Regions from separate parts of the Homo sapiens genome. Here all the other regions are linked to region 2. The links are chromatin contacts, found by Hi-C or POLR2A ChIA-PET in ENCODE. All regions are on one chromosome and are shown on one strand. Each heading gives the region's core, a stretch centred on a gene start or an enhancer-like site at or near the end of the contact. The rest is flanking DNA. Distances are from core to core; before and after follow the strand shown. Region 1 overlaps RBBP8 (RB binding protein 8, endonuclease). Region 2 overlaps CABLES1 (Cdk5 and Abl enzyme substrate 1). Region 3 holds the start of SLC35D4 (solute carrier family 35 member D4).

Region 1 (3,884 bases), core at 1,197-3,696, 250 kb before region 2:
TGGCTTAGAATAGTTATTTTTGTATGAACACATCTCACAAGTAGAATTATCATTCTTACTGGTATACTTTTAGGATAATGGATATCCAATAGAATTCTGATATTCCTCCCATGTGATTGGTCTACTGAATACTGATAGCCAAAGGGAATTTTGAGGAGAAATAATAGTCAGATGAGGAAAGGAACCTATGAGATCAGACTGATGTTATAAAATGTTTGTAAGAAAATGTCAACACTTTCTAATTTTAATAATGCTGTATAATGAAGAGAGAACACAGGACACAGATCCACAATCTGTTACATAGAATTCCAAAACCCAAAAGGTTATTTTTGAAATGTTGTTCACAACCTAACCTCACTGCAATGGCAGAATGCTGTTTATAGTCTTTATCCCACTTCATGTGAGTATTCATATGTTTTGCTGTGAAAATATCAATGTGTTTGATTACAGGATGATGCTTCAGACTCCACTGGAGCTGTTATGTAATTATGTATATATGTTCTGTATTACTGTATTACTTTCATTTTTTTTAAAAAATATGAATTTGGAATCCCGTCTGGTTCCAAGGATTTTAGATAAGTGATTGTTGACCTACATTAATTTATGTGAAGTGATTATGTATGTACGTAGCTTATGGTATTTTGAACACATCAGCCTTGATCTTTATGAGTACCAAAGGGATGAGATACCAAGTGTGTAGAAGTTAACACAGAATTAGATAGACGATTGCCTCAAAAACCAATGTGTATAAGTTAGGTTGAAACTATATCGTGTCATTTGCTTGGTAGAAATATGAATTCTAATTAGTTTAGAATTTATTTTTAGTGTTCTCAAGCACATGCATTTTTCCTGTTGAAATTCAAATTTTAGAAAAGAAGTGAAGGCTAAAGTTTGAAATTACAGGAAAGAGTAATCATATAGATGAGCTTAAGGCATGTATGTTTATTTAGGACATGCTTAGTCAAAAGAGTATAGGAGATGATCTGATTGTGTCTTTTATTCTCTTCTGAAATATAAGATAGTTGTGATTCTCATGAACCAACTTCTTCTGTAGCTTGGTCGCAAAGAAATTGCATTTTGCTCAGCAGTTTTGTTTTGTTTTGTTTTGTTTTTAAAAAAGCAAGTATCATCTTGTAAAGGCAACCTAATTTTCTCTGATCACCTAAACCACTGTCATATTATGCTATTTGTGCCTGAAATTTCCCTGAACTTTAGAAGAAAATATTATTTGACTTCTGCTTGTTAAATGCAGTAACTCTAACTCTTCTGAGCTAGTTTTGATGTTACAAGATGGCTTATATGATAGGGCAGTTATTAGTGACACCAAAATTATTCAGTAAAATTTTGCCACTATAAAGTTAAAAATGTGTATAAAGCTAGGTATTGAGGTCATCATTCTTTTCGTTTTAGAAAATAGATGTGATGGGTCAGTGAAAGTCAAGGGAGTCTATACACGTAAGAGTTCAAAGGACTGTAGAACTCATTGCATTCAACCCTCTTCTAAATTGAATTCCTTATACAGCTTCTTTAACAAATAGCTATTGTTTGAACACGTCTAGTAGAAGTTTACTGTTTCCCAAGCCTATTTAAATTTAGTGAGACAAAATTATTAGAAAATTCTAAGTTTATAGAAATTACACTGCTTATAAGTTATATTTCTTGATTATGACTGCCTTCCAGGACCATCTTAAGCAAGTCTCTTCTCCTGTGCTACTTGACGACTCTTTTGATACATGAAGACAGCTATCATGGCCCTCCTGAGTCTTGTTTTCTCTAGAGTAAATATCCTCTGTTCATTAACTGTGGCATTAAATATCCTCTGTTCATTCATGTGGCATTACTTCAACTCTTCAAACTGTGAATTTTTAAAAATGTTTTAGTTCGTCAATATCTGAATTAAGAAATCAATATTCTAGGTATAGCCTGATCAGTGGAGCAGTACTGCCACCTCCCCTACAATGGCTATAATGTTACTTCGTTAAGTTTAAATTATGTTTTAACTGGAAATGTAAGTTCTTCAGAGTAGAAAAGGAAAAAAGCTGAATATTTAAAACTTTTTTACAGACTCATGAAGGGAAACCCCAGATCCATAATTATAGGTCTTTAGGGAAGAAACCAACTAAAACAGTTTTGACAGGAGTTTAAGAGGGAGCAGAGGTCCATAAATCAAACAGCTCAAGCCATCAGAAGGAAAAGTGAAAGGAGGACAAGTGTGCATAATTAATTTAACCAAAAGCTGTGACGTGAACTCTTTCTCTCAGAAAATCAGTGAGACTAGTGTTTTAAAGGATGAACTTGGTTAACATATGGAGTTTTGTTTTTTCCTTTTATGACAAAGGAAGACAAAGCCAGCACTCATTTACTTAGTTTGGGCACCTCTAGTTAGAGCTAGTTTTGTTTGTTTTTTTGTTTTTTCCTTTTGTGATCCCAGCTTCTTCCACATTGACTCTGCCAGGAAATCAATTGCTTCTCGTGACTCATTCATGTTTCAGGTGGAATTTTTATGACTAATAGGCAAGCAGGCTGTGACGTGATTAGTTAAAGCTAGGTCAGATAGATTTCACACTCCATTAATTTATAAGCCTTTCTCATATGACTTTAACTTACTGTTTTTCCAGAATAAGAAAATTACAGGAAGAGATTAAAAAATTAGATATCAGATCTATTGCACAGAATGGTGACTTAATAATGATTGTATATTTCAGAACTGCCAAGTAGATTTTAAATGTTTTTACTACAAAAAAAAGATAAGTGTGTGAAGTGATAGATGTTAATTAGCTTGATTTAATCATTCTACACTGTAAACATGTATCAAAACATTTTGTTGAACCCAGTAAGTAGATACAATTATTATTTGTCAATTAAAAATAAAATTTGGCTGGGCACAGTGGCTCATGCCTGTAGTCTCAGCACTTTGGGAGGCCAAGGTGGGCAGATCACTTGAGGTGAGGAGTTTGAGACAGCCTGGGCAACATGGTAAAACCCTGTCTCCATTAAAAATACAAAAACTAGCCAGGTATGGTTGCACGCGCAGCTGTAGTCCCAGCTACTCGGGAGGCTGAGACACAAGAATCACTTGAACCTGGCAGAGGTTGCAGTGCGCTGAGATCGCACCACTGCACTCCAGCCTGGGCAACAGAAGGAGACTCCGTCTCAAAAACATAAAATAAAATTTTAAATAATTTTATGTTTATTTTATTTTATGTTTATGTTTATTTTATTTAAAATTTAAAAAATTTTAAATAATTAGACATTAGCTCTAAAGATTGTTCCTTGGTATAAAATGTAGGATTAAAGCCTACAAATAATATTGGTATCATTCAGGAAATTAAAGTGTAAATCTTTTTTGGGAAAAATTAGTCTTTGTCTTCCAATTAATGTTTCTTAAAAATCTCTGTTGGTCATAGTTCATACAGTTCTCACTATATAAGCTTTTATTTGGAAATAGTATTGCAAGTTGATACGAGTCTAATAGGACAGACTGATTTGGTCATGTAAAGCCTAAATGTCTGACAGACTGGTAACAATTGGTTGGCAAATAAGGTCAGTAATGGTTTGACATGGGAAAGTCAATTAACTTTATTTTTACTCAACATTCACAATTCAATTCAAACCCAATCTTTCAGTTACAGTTGATCCTGAATTGAGTTGGGCAAGAACATATGCCTAGATCCACACAAATTTATTCTCTAGTGGAATCTGGGAATGTCTCCTATTCACTCAACAAATGTTTACGCCATACCTACTGTATGTCTACTGTGGTAGGCTCTTGTGATTCATCGGTTAACCAAAGATCCCATCCTCTTAGAACTTATATTCTAACAGGTGAGCAATAGATACAATAAATAAATTGCAGCTGGGCGCCGTGGTTCACGCCTATAATC
Region 2 (4,254 bases), core at 1,751-4,250:
TCACTTCCTATAACCTGACTAACCGTGTTCACCTCTGAGTAAAAGCTGCAACATTTTAACCTAATATACACAACTTTAGACAATATTCATGTGTAGTATTTGAACTTGCCTCTATGCCATTTTTAAAAGGAAGTGGAATATAAGTAAATTAGTAGGGCCAGGCACGGTGGCTCACGGCTGCAACCCCAGCACTTTAGGAGGCTGAGGAGGGCGGATCAACTGAGTTCAGGGGTTCAAGACCACCTGGCCAACGTGGTGAAACCCCATCTCTACTAAAAATACAAAAATTACCCGGGTGTGGTGGCAGGCGCCTGTAATCCCAGCTACTCGGGAGGCTGAGGCAGGAGAATCGCTTGAACCTGGGAGGCAGAGGTTGCAGTGAGCCGAGATCGCACCACTGCACTCCAGCCTAGGCAACAAGAGTAAAACTCCATCTCAAAAATTATTAAAAAATAAATTAGTATTTGAACACTAGATGTGTCTGGGAAAAATCTGGCTCTTTCAAAGAAAGTGAAAACTTCAACTTCAGTTTGCTTTTAATTACTTTCAGCTGCAGTTCGACATTCTCTAGCTCTATTTCCTGGTGCTGGAGAGTTAGTGCTGGCATTTCAGCCAAACAGATATTTCTATTTTTAATATACCATTTTAATGAGAATTCAGAACAATGATCTTAGAAAATACCAAGATTTCATCACACTCCACTGGGACTTCTGCTTCATTCTTTCTCACTGGAGTTTTTAAAAGATTCTTTTGGAGCGAATCTCCACCATTCAGAGTTCCTTTCTGCATGCAACTCCAACGTTCTAGGCTTCCAAAAGAGAGGGACAGCAAAGACCATGGGTCTTGCCTGCTTTTCACTCACACATAAAGACTGAGCAGTTGCCTGAGCTGTTAAGCTATGTGGCACAATGTGAAACTGCTGTTTATGGGGGTCAAGTACGACCAAAGAACAGCAATTTCATGTTTCATGTTAATATCAGAAAGATTCCAGCAACATTGATCAGAGCCCTTACCTAAGAAGAATGAACCCGGAAAAGTTTGTCAGCCTCTTTGTGAAAGATGTATTTTTTAGATCCCAAGAGTCTTAACATATACAAATTAAAAAGCTATGAGAAGGGCCAGGCGCGGTGGCTCACACCTGTAATCCCAGCACTTTGGGAGGCCAGGCGGGCGGATCACAAGGTCAGGAGATCGAGACCATCCTGGCTAATATGGTGAAACCCTGTCTCTACTAAAAATACAAAAAATTAGCCGGGCATGGCGGCAGGCGCCTGTAGTCCCAGCTACTCGGGAGGCTGAGGCAGGAGAATGGCATGAACCCAGGAGGCGGAGCTTGCAGTGAGCTGAGATCGCACCACTGCACTCCAGCCTGGGTGACAGAGCAAGACTCCATCTCAAAACAAAAACAAAAAAAACCTATAAGAAACTGACATTGTTAGAAATGAGATCTGTTTTGTTTTCTGTGGACGGCTGACTATGCCCACGCCTGTACGTGTATGCTCTTAATTCCAGGCCAGCAAAATGGTAGCCCTGAAGTTAGTGATAACCTCTCCCTGAATCTGAGGGAGGAAAAGCGTGGAAAAGTTGCCCTCTGCCATCACGAAGCTGTCAGTGTTCTAGAGCTGAGATGATATTTATTACTGTATCAGCGAAGTTTTGAAGTGTGACTAGCTTTGGCGTACAAGAAATACCTCATTTCTTCTTTTTAAATCTACTTAATATGAACTGTAAACCCCCCTTCTACAAGGCTGAGGGGAAATTGAGACTCACTTTTCACTGGGCATTCCTCCCTCCCCATCTCCAGTATTGTGCAAAGAAGGGCCTGGAACCTACTGTAATGCCTAGGATTTGGGGAACACATGCTGGTTGTTGTTCCTTTGGTTGCCCTAGCACTGCCAAAACTGTCACACCCGCCCCGTGACCCCTCCAGGCAAAAAGATCTGCTGCTCTGTGCCAGATGTGAATTACGAATCTTTATCATGGCTGGGAGCCCTGTTCTTGGGGTGCTGATGGTGCAAGGCATGGGTCCCATTTGATCATGGACCCCATGGTCATTTCCCTTCCGACTTAGGAGAATCTTGCACTGCTGCTCCCTCTGCAGTGGCCTGTAATTTAAACATCCCCAGAGGCAATAGGCAGAAAATAGGCCACTCTTGGGAAGAAAACTGGGAGACCAAATCCATGTCACTGAGTATCTATGACTATATTATCTTGCCATAGGAACTTATAAAATAAGGGTAGCAAAAGTCCTGCCAAGGAAGCACTGGGTCTTAGTAGTCACTAGCCACATGTGGCAATTTACATTTAAATTAATTAAAATTAAATAAAAATTCAGTTTCTCAGTCAACTGTTCACATTTCAAGCACTTAGTTGCCACACGTAACCATCGTATGGAACACGGTAGATAAGGACCATCTCCGTCATCACAGGAAGTTCTGTTGCGTGGCACTGGTCTGTAACAAGCCTCACGTGTCTCCAGTAGCAGTTGAGGGTGGCCCCACTATTCTTGCTTATTTTCTTACTCGGCTTAGCCTTAGCAATTTAGAAAGTAGAATGACGTAAGTAGAAAGCCAGGGGGAAGTGGTGACTGCAGTGAGTCACGTTATTTCTCGAGGGACCAGTTCTGTGGGTAGGGTTGGTGGAGCCTTGCCCGTCTTTCTTGTGGTCCCAAGTGTCGCTGAGACGCTTGGACAATCCACTGGAATCCCTGTTTCTAAGAATCCCTGTTTCTTTAAATGGGTTTGGGTTTTATCTCATGGAATAGAATCTTGGACTTTATACGAGCACATGACTATATTTTTTTTTTGTTAGGGCTTCATTTCCTTTGGAGGAAATGCCAAGAAGGGGAGTGTGGAAGAGGCGCGACTGGTTTGGTTCTGTTAACTGTGATGTGTGATGTGCACATTTGGCGGCAGGCAGACAGCTGGCCAGGACAAGGCTGCCCCGGGGAAGCAGTGAGCCTGTGAGCAAATTGAAGACAGATGAAAAGGGGCACAGTGGAAAATCACCCAAGTTTCATGCCATCTGCATGTACCAGTACCGGCGAGACAGCAAAGAGCCACACTAGCTCAGCTCAGTAAATAGTTCGTTACATATCAGACGTTGTATAGACAGGATATGAAAATGGACTGAGACTGCCCCTGCCTGCAGCCAGCTCTCCATCTGAGAACCCTCTCAGTATGGGCTTATTGGAATTCTCCTTATTTCCCTTGGCCTACTCACTCCAAAAAGATATTCCCTACTTCTCTCTTAATTTCAGCCCTAAGTAACATTCTCCATCTGGCAAAATGGAAACAAGGAGAAAATTATTTGGGAGTTGGGAATTTGAAGACCATGCTTGCTGGCTTTGGCTTTGGAAAAGTAGGAAGCCCATGGAACTGAGCTGCTGGTCCTTGAATGAAAAGGAAGACACTGCTGTTTTTGTCCTGCTCTGCATGTGGTCAGTCCCCTCCCTCCCTGCCCACCGCAGGTATTTTTGCTTCATTGCCTTGTTCACGTTTTTGCTTTGTAGGCACTTCCCTATGCCAGTGCCCCTGTGCATTCATCATCTCCATCCTTAATTGCTTTAAGAAGCCTTTTGAGAATCGCCCTGGGGTGCCTGCATAGCAGCTGCAGCAGTAGGGCAGACGGTCTTGTGGGTGTGAACAGAGTTGGTTGTTGGCTTTCTTCTGCATGACTTTGGTGTCGATTCTGAACGGGACTCCAGAGATGTTTTGAGGGTGGCACTACCATGGCCTCCCAGGAAGCCTGCTGTGGAAATGCAGCACTTACTGGGCACAGAAGGTCTTGGGCATTTCTGTTAATTAGACTCCACATTATGGGTAGGATAAGGGAGCCGGCTCATTCATGTAATGCCCAGAGACTAGGATGATGGCTCAACAGAATCAGAGCATCCCTGTTTTTTTTTCTATATTGGAGGATAGCTTTTTTCCCTTCTCTTCTCACCACTCGCTTGGCTCCCTCCTCTCTTCTTACCTGATGACTTTGTCTTTGGCTGGGAGCAATTTGCCCCTGCCTTATATTCGTTCTTGCATAGGTTGTAGGAGATGACCCCTGAATATGGTCCCTCCATCCAGGCCACACAGCAAGTATGCTGTGGGTCTGAGGTGCCTTTGACTAACAGGCACTGGATGTCAGAACATGAAGACCTGGTCATTCCCAAACATGGCTGCAGTTTAGAATCGCCTGGGGAGTGTTTAAAACTCCTGGTGTCCAGGTCACAGCCCATGCCAACTGCCTGGGGGTGGGAGCCAG
Region 3 (3,975 bases), core at 128-2,627, 210 kb after region 2:
GGAGTTCGAGACCAGCCTGGACAACATGGTGAAACCCCGTCTCTACTAAAAATACAAAAATTAGCCCAGCGTGGTGGCGCACACCTGTAGCCCCAGCTACTCACGAGGCTGAGGCAGGAGAATCGCTTGAACCCAGGAGGCAGAGGTTGCAGTGAGCCGAGATCACGTCACTGCACTCCAGCCTGGGTGACAGAGCGAGACTCTATCTCAAAAAAATAAAAATAAAAATCAACTGGAGAAGGAAAGGGGGTTGGGGAGCATCCTCTGAATATATAAAGGCAGCCATTCATTGTAGGAGAGGAGGTAGAAGGAAATGCTGTTTGTCGATGGTTCTTTTCCAGAGAGGAAGAGAGGAGAAAGGAAGAGCGGGGAGCAGGTGGGGAGCCCGCAGTAAGACCCCACAGTGGGGCCAGGTGGTCTTGCACCCTGTATTCCCACTTTGGCTGGGGCCAGCCCAGAGTCCAGGCCAGCAGGTAATGCCCCAGCCATGCCCACTCGGTCCTATTGGATCCAACCTTTCCCTGCGTGGTACCAAACCTAAAGCCAGCTTCCCTCTCCTTGCAAAACAAAACCCCAAAGCTGGCACCACTGCTTCTCTGCCTCCTCACCAAAAGGTTTTCATGATGTCATGACATTAGTTTAAACCTAAAACTAAATGTATGTTTTATTTTAAAAAATAATAATTCCATGAAAAACTCCTGAAGTGCTTACAATGGAGACGTACAAAAAAATTGATTCGGGAATCAGCAGTGTGAGGGGGAGACGGCTTAATCTCTTCTATTTAAAGGCTTCTGGAACTTCACGGGGGCTCTGGGACAGGGGCGTGTTTAGAAAAAAGGCAGGATGTGTCAGATTTCTTCTGACTCTTCCTCCCCGGGGGAGCAGGAGCCAATTGCTTGCTTTCTCTTAAAACTAGTCCACACAGCCCCAAACCAAGTTCCCGGGAAATGGCCAGCCCAAAAATCCTGTTTCCCTGGAGATGTACCGTGCTTTACAGTGCAGGAAACGGGGACAGTACAGGCTGGCAAATCCTATTTCTGAAAGAGCATCCCACACACGGAGGAGGTTCGCTCTCCATCTCCATCGCCACCAGGAAGAATGAGGTAAAAAGCAGGAGGAGGCTCCGTTTGTCACGGGAAGATTCTCCGACTCAAACCTCCCACGTGCAATCGCTGCCTCCCGCGCCCGCCCCCTCACCTTGTTCGTGAGGTAAGAAGCCAGGTAGCAGGTACAAAAGGTGAGGCCGACCAGAGACCTCCTCACGCACATCTGTCAACTCGTCCCCTTCTCGGGGATCCACGGTGCCTGCCCAAATCCCCTGGCCGCCGCCCGACCCCCGCAGCAGCAGCAGCGGCAGCGGCAGCAGCCGCCCAGAGACGGCCACGTGGCTCCGAGCTCCGCCAATCAGCGCGGGGACCGCCCCCGGCGTCTGCCTTCTTAAAGGGGCCGCGCCCTCGAAGGACGGTCATTCTTCTTTTATTTTTTATTTTTTATTTTTTTATCTTCTTTTAAAGAGTAGAAAGTGGCAGAAGAGGAAAAAAGCATACCGCAGTTCACAATACCCCATCAGTGTTTAAAGAAAAATGTTCATCGCTATCTCTAAACTATGAGACCAAAATATTACCCGTGCTTCACTGAATTTTCCCAATTTTCTCCACTGAGTCTGTAGCGCTTTGGCAAATGACACAAAAAAGGTAACAGCAACAAATGTTCACTTAAAAGAGGGAAGGTGAAGGAAGAAGGAACTGGAATTGAGTATAGGTTTTTTGAGTTTTGTTTGTATTTAAAGTCATTCCATTCTCTTGACATTTCTATAAAATAAGAACCCTTTCCCAAGCACAGCCCCTATTCCTATTCCTATTCCTAGTCTATAGGGTGGAAAACTGGACTCATGAGGCTTCCGGCAAATGTTAGTAAACATGCAAGAAAACCTATTGATGGACTTGGACAATAGCAAAAAGTGCCAGTGTTCTCTGCCTGTAGAAACACACAGATTTTCAGAAACACCCACACACGGGGAAACCATCACTCTTAAGCCACAGCAAAAGTCCTCCTGGCTCTCGGTGCTGGAGCAGTGGATGGAAAACGACACACCAACCCTTATGTAATTTTTCTGTTTTTCAGAAGCATGCCTTGTTTCTCTCTGCTCCCTCCAGCATTGAGGGAGGGCTGACCTCGGCTTGTCCCCTTGAAGCCACTCCCCAGCCACCACTGTCTCATCGCAGTCCTTTGCCTCTGCTCACTTTTCCACAGGTCTCTTCCTGGGCCTGCTGGTTGGTCTGCAGAGGGGACCAACATAGAGATGGAGGTAGGCTGGTCACCCCTTCCCTCCCTTTTCTCCCACAGTCTCCTTCAAACCACTTGTACAGATGGGTATAGCTTTCTCTACCAAGACTGGATGATATGGTTTGGCTGTGTCCCCAAATCTCATCTTGAATGGTAGCTTTCATAATTCCCACATGTTATGGGAAGGACCTGGTGGCAGATAATTGAATCATGGGGGCAGTTTCCCCCATATTCGTCTCGTGGTAGTGAATAAGTCTCCCCAGAGCTGATGGTCTTATAAGGGGAAACCCCTTTCGCTTGGCTCTCATTTTTTCTCTCTTGCCTGCCACCATGTAAGACGTGCCTTTTGCCTTCCACCATGATTATGAAGCCTCCCCAGCCCCGTGGAACTGTGAGTCCATTAAACCTCTTTTTCTTTATAAATTACCAAGTCTCGGGTAAGTCTTTATCAGCAGCGTGAAAACAGACTAGTACACTGGGTTATTAAAAAGCAAAAATACAGAACAGGAAGAGAGGAGATGAAGCTTCAAATGCACTAAATTTTCCTCTCCATAGAAATAAAATCATGTAAGAAGTTAACACTTCACAAGGAGGCCCCTTCACAAGCCTACACTCGCTTCTCACCTATCACTCTTGCCCCAGAGTTTGTGTCTCCCTCTCCAAAACACCAATCTTTAACGACAATTTAAAAAGATCATTGTGGCCAGGCGCGGTGGCTCATGCCTGTAATCCCAGCACTTTGGGAGGCCGAGGCAAGCAGATCACGAGGTCAGGAGATCGAGACCAACGTGGCTAACATGGTGAAACCCCGTGTCTACTAAAAAAATACCAAAAAAATTAGCCGGCCGTGGTGGCGAGCGCCTGTAGTCCCAGGTACTCGGGATGCTGAGGCAGGCGAATGGCGTGAACTTGAGAGGCGGAGCTTGCAGTGAGCCAAGATCGTGCCACTGCACTCCAGCCTGGGAGACAAAGTGAGACTCCGTCTCAAAAAAAAAAAAAAAAAAAAAAAAATCATTGTAACAAGACTAATAGAGATTTATAAAAGAAAAATTAGCAAACCAATACCACACTCTTAACCACTCACATAACCAATACCAACAGGTTGGTGTATCCTTCTACACCTTCCTCCGTATTCACATATCAACATATACCCATTTGTAATTTGTTGCCTCACGAAAATGGATCTAGCTATTCACATTGCTAAACAACTTACTTTTACAACTACAGGTCAACACATAGAGATTTAATTTTTTAAAAAAGCTGCAGGCATTCCATAGTATGGATATACCGTAATGTATTCAACCATTCTGCTGTTGACATAATTATGTTGTTTCTAGTCTTTTGCTACAACAAACAAGGCTATAATAAACATCTTTGTACATATGTCTTTACCTCCTGCTGGTTTAATTTCTGTAGAATAGATTCCCAACAGGAGGATTGCAGAATCACAGCGTGTGTGTATTTTCTTAAATCATTACTTTCCACTTCCCTTTACTTTCTGCCTGTGGGAATCCTACTTACATCTAGCTCTTCTCAAGCACTTCAGGCATAACTTATTCTCCTCTCTTTTCCAGTACTACTTTTTAATACGTATTACAATAATTAGCATCTTACGTTTTTTCCATATTGTGGTTCATGAAGAAAATGATAGTATTTGTTCAGAGCCCCAGGCCAAATTGCTGACACTGC

What was found. A loop is a pair of places that touch in the nucleus more often than their neighbours do. ChIA-PET counts read pairs that join two places held with the same protein, here RNA polymerase II (POLR2A). Pooled maps may share reads with other maps.
Region 1: a loop to region 2 is called in a pooled map, with 5 times the contacts of the local background. The contact joins two enhancer-like sites. A Hi-C loop is called at or near these places in 4 of 50 pooled maps. POLR2A ChIA-PET finds 5 or more read pairs at or near these places in 2 of 52 experiments (OCI-LY7 and activated T-cell).
Region 3: a map of sigmoid colon shows a loop between it and region 2 (4-fold over the local background). The contact joins the promoter of SLC35D4 here to the enhancer-like site in region 2. A Hi-C loop is called at or near these places in 3 of 168 maps with a recorded cell type or tissue (CD14-positive monocyte, GM12878 and sigmoid colon), 18 of 37 single-sample maps with no recorded cell type and 13 of 50 pooled maps. POLR2A ChIA-PET finds 5 or more read pairs at or near these places in 4 of 52 experiments (GM12878, OCI-LY7, WTC11 and 1 more).

The regions. Positions count from the first base shown.
Region 1 is chr18:22,976,110-22,979,993 of GRCh38, forward strand. The region is part of intron 6 of RBBP8 (RB binding protein 8, endonuclease); the gene reads left to right. Among named protein-coding and RNA genes, the nearest start is that of RBBP8-AS1, 44 kb to the left of the region's middle. Within about 2 kb of position 2,447, at least 7 of the 41 ENCODE cell types and tissues checked have a DNase peak (open chromatin) inside an H3K27ac peak, as active enhancers do.
Region 2 is chr18:23,228,976-23,233,229 of GRCh38, forward strand. All of the region lies in intron 4 of CABLES1 (Cdk5 and Abl enzyme substrate 1), which reads left to right. Among named protein-coding and RNA genes, the nearest start is that of CABLES1, 96 kb to the left of the region's middle. RefSeq lists enhancers at 2,766-2,925, 3,046-3,095. Within about 2 kb of position 3,001, at least 22 of the 41 ENCODE cell types and tissues checked have a DNase peak (open chromatin) inside an H3K27ac peak, as active enhancers do; they include CD14-positive monocyte, GM12878, OCI-LY7 and 1 more, where a contact is called at or near this core.
Region 3 is chr18:23,436,584-23,440,558 of GRCh38, forward strand. It overlaps SLC35D4 (solute carrier family 35 member D4), which reads right to left and starts at 1,378. Exons shown (of 15, transcript NM_032933.6): 1 at 1,198-1,378. The coding sequence starts at 1,269. RefSeq lists a silencer at 1,407-1,506.